Regions from separate parts of the Homo sapiens genome. Here region 1 is linked to region 2. A link is an interaction called in ENCODE POLR2A ChIA-PET data of the cell type or tissue named here. Cell type or tissue: PC-9. All regions are shown on one strand.

Region 1 (5,000 bases), 540 kb before region 2:
CCTCCCTCCTTGGCCTCCCAAAACACTAGGAAAATAGGCGTGAGGCACTATCCCTGGTCTCAGATGTTTATGAATGATTTCAGCATCACATAGAGAATGACTCTGGGGGTTGAAGATTGCAACTTATATTAAATTGTTCCCAATTATTTGAGGGCAACATTCTGGTAAACAATAAAGCAGGGGCCAGGCACAGTGGCTCACGCCTGTAATCCCAGCACTTTGGGAGGCTGAGGCGGGTGGATCACTTGAGGTCAGGAGTTCGAGACCAGCCTGGCCAACATGGTGAAACCCTGTCTCTACTAAAAATACAAAAATTAGCTGGGCGTGGTGGTGTCTGCCTGTAGTCCCAGCTACTCAGGAGGCTGAGACAGGAGAATCGCTTAAATCTGGGAGGCAGAGGTTGCAGTGAGCCGAGATCGTGCCACTGCACTCCAGCCTGGGTGACAGAGCGAGACACCATCTGAAAACAAACAAACAAACAAACAAAAATGCATAAAGAATTAAAGTTAGTTTTATTAAGAAGTCTTTTTTTTTTTTGAGGCAGGGTCTTACTCTATTACCCAGGCCAAAGTATAATGGCACAATCATGGCTCATTGCAGCCTCCAACTCCTGGGCTCAAAGGATCTCCTTGCCTCAGCCTCTCCAGTAGCTGGGACTATAGTTGCCTGCCACCACACCCAGCTAATTTAAAAATTTTTCTTTTATAGAGATGGAGTCTCACTATGTTGACCAGGCTGGTTTTGAACTCCTGGCTTCAAGTGATCCTCCTGCCTCAGCCTCCCAAAGTGCTGAGATTACAAGAGTGAGTCATTGTGCCCAGTCTTGCTCTGTTACCCAGGCTAGAGTGCGGTGGCGTGATCTCGGCTCACTGCAACCTCCACTTCCCGGGTTCCAGCAGTTCTGCCTCAGCCTCCCGAGTAGCTGGGATTACAGGCACCCACCACCATGCCTGACTAATTTTTTTATTTTGTAGTAGAGATCGGGTTTCACCATGTTGGCCAGGCTGTTCTCGAACTCCTGATCTCAGGTGATCTGCCCACCTTGGCCTCCCAAAGTGCTGGGATTACAGGCATAAGCCACCGTGCCCATCCAGCCTATTTTTTGTTTGTTTTTAAGAGATGGGGGTCTTGCTATGTTGCCAAGGCTGGTCTTGAACTCCTGGCCTCAAGTGATGCTTCTACCTTGGCCTCCCAAAGTGCTAGGATTACAAGCATGAGTCACTGTATCCCACCGTTATTTTTCTTTGCCATTGTATTTTCTAGATTTCTAACTTTTCTGCATCAACCGTGTATTATTTTTATAAGGTGGGGTACATAAATTAAAAGGGGGTTTCCCAGATAGAGAGTGAATACAGAGAGCTAAGAAACGTGAGCCACCAGCTCTGGCTCCAGGCCTGGAACCCCTCTGCTTTGTGGCCCAGGACTCCCTCCTCAGATGCCAATGAGGACTTGTCCCTCGGTGGCACTGCCAAATGAGAGCTGCCTCCCCACCCCCCCGCCCCAGAGCTCCCTGGATGGGACTGCCATGCAGGTGGGAAGAGGTAGGATTAACACCCTCCTCCAATTGGCACCAAGAAGCTGTTTATAACTAGAAAACAGTTCTCCTCCCTCCCAAGCTTAGCCTGAGGCATTTCCTGGAGGCAAAAGCTGGGACAGTCTTTAAAGTCAGAAAGCCTCAAGGGCTTCCCACTTGCTCCCCAGCACAGGTGTTAGGAAAAGTTAAATACTTGGGTACCTTGGAAAGTGAGTTCCAGAAAGTCTCTGATCCCACATAACTCTGAGCAAGCAGGACCACTCTCCTAAGAGTACTGGAGTTAATGTCATTTCCCTAGCTTCTCTCTTGTGCTCAAAAATATCTCTTAAGCTGGGCGCAGTGGCTCATGCCTGTAATCCCAACACTTTGGGAGGCCAAGGCGGGAGGATCGCTTGAGCCTAGGAGTTTGAGACTAGCCTGGGCAACATGAGACCCTGTCTCTACAAAAAGTAAAAAAAAAAAGAATTTCAGCTCAGGTTAGGGCTATGAAGAAAATCAAACTGATAATTTATGGAGAGTGACTCTGGTTTGAAGAGTAACGTTACATGCGCTTTGTTTCTTTTATCTTTTTTTTTTTTTTTTTTTTTTTTTGAGACAGGGTCTCACTCAGTCTCCTAGGCTGGAGTGCAGTGGCACCGTCTCGGCTCACTGCAACTTCTGCCTCCCGGGTTCAAATGATTCTTGTGCCTCAGCCTCCCAAGTAGCTGGGATTACAGGTGTGTGCTACCATGCCCAGATTATTTTTTGTATTTTAATAGAGATGGGGTTTCACCACGTTGCCCAGGCAATCCACCCACCTTAGCCTCCCGAAGTGCTGAGATTACCTGCATGAGCCACCGTGGCCAGCCAAGAGCATTGATTTTAGAATGGACAGTCCTGGGTTAGACTTCAAGCCCCACCACTCACCGGCTGTGCGAACTCAGACAAGTTACTTACCCTCTCTCAGCCAGTTCCTTTATCTGTAAAATAAATAACCCCCATGATACTGCACAATGGCAGCCATAATTCTTGTTGTTTCTGAGGGTGTTGTTATCTAGGAGGGGTGTCAAGGGAAGTAAACTCTGTATAGTAAATCTCCACCCAGCTGACTGCTTAAATAACCCAGCCAGAGGGTACCCTAGAAGCTTCTGGCACCCCAGGGCTGCCTGCCAGGGCTTAAAACATTTTACCTCTGTGTTGTCATGGTGGCCCAAAGAAGGAAGGCCCAGCTCTCAGAACATTCTAGGTTTGTACACCAAGCACACGTTGAGCTTGTCCCAGGTAGACACAAGGATGCTTCCTAACCACAGGCTGGGTTCCCTGGGGAGTGGACTCCACTGGGGGCTAGTGTAGACCAAGGAAAAGAAACAGGACCAGCAGAAGAAGTCAGACTGGCTGGGCGTGGTGGCTCATCCCTGTAATCCCAACACTTTGGGAGGCCGAGGCAGATGGATCATCTGAGGTCAGGAGTTTGAGACCAGCCTGGCCAAATGGTGAAACCCCGTCTCTACTAAAAATACGAAAAATTAGCTGGGCATGGTGGTGGGGGGGGGGGCACCTGTAATCCCAGCTACTTGGGAAACTGAGACAGGAGAATTGCTTGAACCTGGGAGGCAGAGGCTGCAGTGAGCTGACATCACACCACTGCCCTCTTGCCTGGGCGACAGAGTGAGACTCCATTTCAAAAAAAAAAAAGAAGTCAGACCAAGATGTAGATGTGTTCTTTGTGTTTTTGTTTTTGTTGTTGTTTTTGAGACGGAGTCTTGCTCTGTCACCCAGGCTGGAGTGCAATGGCATGATCTTGGCTCACTGTAACCTCTGCCTCCTGGATTCAGGTGATTTTCCCACCTTAGTCTCCCGAGTAGCTGGGACTACAGGCTCCCACCACCACGTCTGGCTAGTTTTGGTATTTTTAGTAGAGACAGGGTTTCACTATGTTGGCCAGGCTGGTCTCAAACTCCTGATCTTGTGATCCACCCGCCTCGGCCTCCCAAAGTGCTGGGATTACAGGTGTGAGCCACTGCATCTGGCCATAGATGCAGTTTCAACAAAGGCTTCCGCTGACCCTGGTTAGTTCTGAAGCATGGCCGTTCAGAGCTGTCCTGATCTGGGTGACCAGGGCCATTTATAGCCTCTTTTTCTTTTTGAGTTTTTTTTTTTTTCTTTTGGTAGAGACGGGGTTTCACCATGTTACCCAGGCTGGTCTTGAATTCCTGGACTCAAGTGATCTGCCTGCCTTGTTCTCCCAAAGTGCTGGGATTACAGGCGTGAGCCACCGCACCCAGACTGTAGTCTCTTTTGATCACTCGCTGGAGGCTGCTGCCTAGGAAGTGGGCAGACAGGGCAGGGCAGTTCTCTTCAGCCTGGCCAATCCCTGAAGAGGCCAACAGCACGTCCAGCATCTGAGGTGGTAAATCTTTCGTACTGAAGGGACTATGGGTACCCACCACACTCCCCTCCCTACCTCTGCATCTTTCTCCGGCCCATTTTATACCTGCATCTGCTTCTTGAAGCTCTGTAACAACAGATTGGCAAAATAAAAATCACTAGATGTCCTTTTACTTATTAAATTCACAAAGTTTTTTTTTTTTAATCATTATAATATCCGGCATGAGCCAAGATATGGGAAATGATCGTTTCAAACACTGCTGGCGGGAAGACCCATTCAACAACATCAGTCAAAAAACTTGACCCAGCAATTCTATTTCTAAGAATTTATCCTGAGAAGATAATCATGATTGTGGGCAAATATTTAGCCAGGAGACTCTTCATTGTAGCTTAACGGCAAATAATTAGAAAGAACCTCAATGTACAAAAACAGGGAATTGCCCGACTAAAGCATGGTATAATAGAAGACAAGTAAGCCATTCGACATGATGCAGATGAGAAACAGAAAGATGTTCACAATATCTCATTACCTGAATAAATGGTGATAATAGCATGTGTAGTACGATCCCATATTTGTAGAAAACCATTATGTGTATTCTTTTTTTCTAAAAAAAAAATGCTGTAAGGATAAGAACTAAAATCTTAACAGTGATTATTTCCGCATGGCAGGATTATCAGTAGTTTTCCTTTGCTTATTTGTGTGAACCACACCGAGCATGTTACTGCTTTTGTACTAAGGGGGGAAGCAATGTAAGTTATTAAAAAGAAATAGATTCCATCCCCATGACTCAGTCAGCCCTTCCAAACACAAGGAACAAGGACCGTCCTACAAATGAGTTTGAAGTCCTCTGGGGAAAGGACAGAAATCAATGAATTTACAATGCCTGAGCAATGTGCAAAGTTGGAGAGAATACAAATTCCTTGCACAAGACGGAGGTTGTGGCAGCTGCTTGAGTGACAGCAAAGGACGAACACTCTGTACTGTGTGGGGCAGGCAACCAGCACACACAGAAGATCACACACACAAAAATAGTGCCTTCTCTGGGCACTCACTCGGGGGCAGGCCTGGGCCAGGTGCCGCACATGCACCCTGTGTCAC
Region 2 (5,000 bases):
CCCTGAACTTGCGTGGTACCACATAGAGAACTTCTCAAAGCACTGTTTTTGTTTTTGTTTTTTTTTTTTTGAGATAGGGTCTCCATTGCCCAGGCTGGAGTGCAGTAGTGCAATAATGGCTCACTGTAGCCTTGATTTCCCAGGCTCAAGTGATCCTCCTACCTCAGCCTCCCAAGTAGCTGGGACAACAGGTGCGCACCACTATGCCCAGCTAATTTTTAAATTATGGGATGTAGAGATGGGGTCTCCCTATGTTACTCAGGCTTCAAAACACTTTTCATATACTCCACGGTCAGTCTCAGGATGTCAGATGTAGCTGTCTTCAACACCATCCCACTAAAGCTGCCTTAGTTGGCTGGCACAGTGGCTCATGCCTATAACGTAAGCACTTTGGGAGGCTGAGGAGGGAGGATCGCTTGTGCCCAGGAGTTTGAAACCAGCCTGGGCAACATAGTGAGACTCTGTCTCTACAAAAAGTAAAAAAAGTAGCCAGGCATGGTGGCTTCAGCCTGTAATCCCAGCTACTCAGGAGGCTGAGGTGGGAAGATCGCTTGTGCCTGGGAGGTTGAGGCTGCAGTGAGCTGTGATTGCACCACTGCATTCCAGCCTGGGTGACAGAGCCAGACCCTGTCTCTTAAAAACAAACACACATACACACACACATACAAACTGCGTAGTTTTTATGTGGGGAAAACCGAGGTTAAAAAGATTAAGCAACTTTTGACCGGCATGGTGGCTCATGCCTGTAATCCCAGCATTTTGGAAGGCCAAGGTGGGTGGATCACCTGAGGTCAGGAGTTTGAGACCAACCTGGCCAACATGGCAAAACCCTGTCTCTACTAAAAATGCAAAAATTAGCCGGGCATGGTGGTGGGCACCTAAAACCCCAGCTACTCGGGAGGCTGAGGCATGAGAATCGCTTGAACCGGAAGGCAGAGGTTGCAGTGAGCCAAGATCAATTGTGCCATTTCACTCCAGCCTGCGCAAAAGAGCAAAACTCCATCTCAAAAAAACAAAACAAAACAAAACAAAACCAAGATTAAGCAACTTTCTCAAGGTCACACAGCTAGTTAGTGGCTCAGTAAGGCATAGGGTTAAGGTCTCCAGATCTCCGTTCAGCAGTATTTGTTTACACTATGCTCCTAATCCAATTATCTCATTTGATCCTCACAATCCTTTGTATACAACCACACCTGGTAACTTCTTTCTCTTTTTAAAATTTTTTTTAGAAATGGGGTCTCGCTCTGTCACCCAGGCTGGAGTGCAGTGGCACAATCACAGCTCACTGCAGCCTCAAACTCCCAGGCTCAGCCTCAGCCTCTGTAGTAGCTAGGACTACCGGCACGTGCCACCATGCCCAGCTAATTTATTTTTTAGAGACAGGGTCTCACTATGTTGACCAGACTGGTTGAAACTACTTGTTTAATGTCTGATTTCCCTGTGAGGGCAAGATCAGGTCTATATCCTGAGCCTAGCACAGGGCTACACATATAGTAAGTGCTGGGTGAAAAAAACTGGAAGCATTAGCCCCATGGTTGGGTGAGGGATGTGCCTAAGTCACATATTACAAAGGTCAGTGGTGGAGCCATCACTGACACTCTGACCCTGTGCCTGGTTCAGAGCCCTTTCTCAAACACTAGCCTAAAATCCACATTTCCAGCCAGAATCTCTCATCTCCGGATGCCACTGGTGGTGCCCCTTGTAAGTGCTGAGGGGTTTGCCTTCTCACAGGTTTTGTCCCAGCCAAGGCACCACCTCTAAGAACAGAATAAAGGTGCTAGGTGAGGTCAAACAAGCCTCCAGTTGCCAAGTGCCTCCCCTTGATCAGTGTATGCTGTGTCCAAAGGCCCAAACCCACCCTTCCCAGTTGCCATACCACCCTAAGGTAGGTTTTCCATGTCCTCAGGCCCCAGTCCTCTCTTCTGGTTCTCCTTGCATCCTTCCTTATCATCCAATATGTCTGCCAGGCAGAGACCAGGAAGCTCAACACCGCTTATCCTATTCCTTCCCCAACCAGGTCAGCCAACCCACTCTCCTGCTGGAAGGAGACAAAGAACCCCTTGATGTGCCCGGGGCAAGCCAGCCATACCAGGCACCTTGGGGAGCCCAGAGCTGTGACAACGCAGAGTCACAGCAGCCCACTGCCCTCTTCAGAGGAAGGCCACAGCTGGCCTTGCTTCCCTGTAGCCAGAGGGCTCCAGAATGGACTCTGTAAGAGGCCAAAGCCACTTCAGCTAGTCCAGAGCCTTCCTACCTCTCCATCAGCCCACATGGCAGTCATGAACCAAGCACTAATGATTTGCCAGCCTCTTTATCCTCACTGCTCCAGACCTCTTCCAGGTCTCACCACAGCCCTTTTAGGCCATCCTTGATTCTCCCAACAGGTCTCACTGCCTGCAATCCAGCTCCTCTTTATGCCGTCTTCCATGCCAGACCTGGACTAACTTTTATGCAACACAGGAGGCCTCAGCCTGACATTCAAGGCTGGACTCAGACCGCCCAACCCATTTCCTGGACTAACTTTTATGCAACACAAGAGGCCTCAGCCTGACATTCAAGGCTAGACTGAGACTGCCCAACCCATTTCCCTAACCTACCCTTGCTTCGTATCATTCTACTGCCTCCCGTTCTTCTTGTCGTATCATCCTACTGCCTCCCGTTCTTCTTGTCATCTCTGCTCTTGCCACACATGCTCAAACGACTGCTTTTGGGAGGGACTTTGCACATGGGCCCCCTCTCATCCAATGGACTGCCCTGCTTTGCCTCTTCTGAAGCCTGGATCAAATGCTACTACTTTCTAGGCTCCTGCAGGTGGGGCTGGCTGCTTTTTCCTCTGTACTCCCAGAGCAACTGCATGCCTCAATGACAGCCTTCATCACTCAACACTGGAAAGATTTGTCTGTGGTTCTATTTTTCAGCAAGTCTGTGAGTGCCTTGAGGGCAATAAAACACAGACATCTTGTTCAGTTCTATATCTCTTGTCCAAATCACAGGGTCTGACAGAGTAGGTGCTCAATAAATGTGTGGTAAATAAGCTCACTGCTAAGATGGATAAGCTGGCAAAAGTAAGCCTTGGTTTGCTCTCCCAGGCTGCTGGGTCTGCTGAGTATTTCTCTACCTGAAGAGGTGTTGAGTGCTAAGCTATGGCAGCCTCTGAAGACCTGGACAGGGCACAGAATGGAGTAGGGTAGGGTAGGGGGAGGAGAGACGGGAAATGGAAGGATGAGACAGAGAAAGCCAAAGTTGGCAGCTGCCCTGAAATCCTAGGTGGGGGCTTCTAAGCTGGTTAAGTATCAGGAGCATTGACTTGCCAGTGGGGTGGCCAGTACAGTGTTCTCCCTGCTGGAGAGGGTCTCTGGGCCCAGGATTGCGGCAATAGATTTACCAGGGGCAGACTAATCAGTTAAAGGAGGCCTCCTACCCCTCAAGTGTACTGTCTGCAGGATAAAGTGATCAGCTAGGACAACGGATGGATGATGGCAGGGCTCTGCTCTAGTCGGCAATGCATCCTGAGCCTGTAGGCTCAATTACCTCGACTGAGGAAGAGAAAGGGGAAGAGAATGGTCAGTGCTATGTAGCTAGAGGAGCACTGGGTGACAGTCGGAGGACCTGGGATCCCTCTCCGGTCTGGCTCCACAGTTCACTAACAGCAAGAGTTCTCCAACCTTCAGATTCCTCACCGGTACAAGCAACATAATCCCTGCCTCATCTACAAAGTAACACTTCTTCCAAAAGGCACAGACTAGATATCAAAGTCAAATGGCCATTATGCAGCATGTTGGGGTCAAGACCAATGCAATCCGGACTCTGGCCTATGGGAGGACTAAATCAGGCCTGATCTGGCCATGCTTCCAGGACCTCTCCAAGGATTTTCCTCCCTGTGCCTTTCTCCTGCTTGATGGCCATGACCTTTCCCTGTACTGAGACCTGCTCTGCCCTCCATACTGGAAGGGGGAGGTAGCCAGATTCCTGCTAACTCCTGCCCTGGGTGTGGGGACCTCAGGGACCTTAGGGACTTAGGGACAGTAAGCACCTGGCACCCTGCCTGCTGCCACCTTAGCAAGGTGTAGTCACTACTGGATGCAGTGTCAAGAAACAGGTTCTAGTCCCAGTTCTGCCATTTACCAGCTGGCAAACCTTGGGCACTTTTTCCTCGGTCTTCAGTACGCTCATCCACAGAATGGGGATAATCACCCCTCTCAGGGGAAGTAAGGATTCACCATGGGTTAGGGTTCATTCCTGCCGACAGGGGCTGGGCCTCACTGACACTCATCATTATAGCCAAAGATGGGAAGTAGAAAATGAAAAGATAGAACCACGAGCTGCTCCAGTCTTTAAGAGGGAGAAGAACATTCACTGAGCACCTACCCTGTATTATTAGTTCATTTAAACCTCAGAATGATCCTGCAAAGTCAGTGTTATCATAACCATTCTGCAGGTGAGAAACTGAGGCTCAGAGAAGTGAAGCAACATGTCCAAGATCACACAGCCAGCCAGATTCTGGCGCTTGTGTGAGGAGGGAGCACACAGTACCTTCTCTTGCCCACCTCGATATAAACAGATTGGGTGGCTGGGCCACAGCCAGGCCTCACTGCCCCTTGGGAGGTCCTGTTTCAGGCCCAGATGCTGGTAGGACAAAACATCAAGTAGGTGCTACCATCTTATCTCTTTCCCACAGCTTAGAGTTTCCCAGCAGGCGGACACTCAGGCACCTTCCCAGGGTAGCAGCTGGTGTGCCGGCTCCCTCCTTTACCAAGTCAGGTCTTGTCTGAGGACCTAACACTCACAGGGCCACCAAACCGGATATTCCTTCGAGGCTAAGAAGGGAAAAATGAGAGAAAATGGGAGGGCCTGCAGTCTAGAGTCACAGCCCAGGGCCCCATATGTACAAATGCCTCCTTCCAGATGGGCCACCCAGGGACCACCCCAATGCCAGCTCCATGCTCTCCTGGGATCTGTAACAGCTCAAGAAAAGTAGATGCTCTGAGTTTACTAACTAG

Evidence for each region. ChIA-PET counts read pairs that join two places held together with the same protein. Peaks named below come from ENCODE experiments on the same cell type or tissue, not always from the same donor. Only the 100,000 strongest peaks of a DNase experiment are listed, where the experiment ranks them.
Region 1: POLR2A ChIA-PET joins it to region 2 with 16 read pairs; 3 of 35 experiments call an interaction of 5 or more read pairs at or near these places.

Annotation. Positions count from the first base shown.
Region 1 is chr22:29,774,342-29,779,341 of GRCh38, forward strand. No RefSeq gene overlaps it. Among named protein-coding and RNA genes, the nearest start is that of UQCR10, 9.5 kb to the left of the region's middle. In PC-9, no CTCF peak of the experiment used is centred here; a DNase peak (open chromatin) is centred at 4,740; H3K27ac peaks cover 2,399 bases.
Region 2 is chr22:30,316,405-30,321,404 of GRCh38, forward strand. All of the region lies in intron 1 of TBC1D10A (TBC1 domain family member 10A), which reads right to left. Among named protein-coding and RNA genes, the nearest start is that of TBC1D10A, 8.0 kb to the right of the region's middle. In PC-9, no CTCF peak of the experiment used is centred here; no DNase peak of the experiment used is centred here.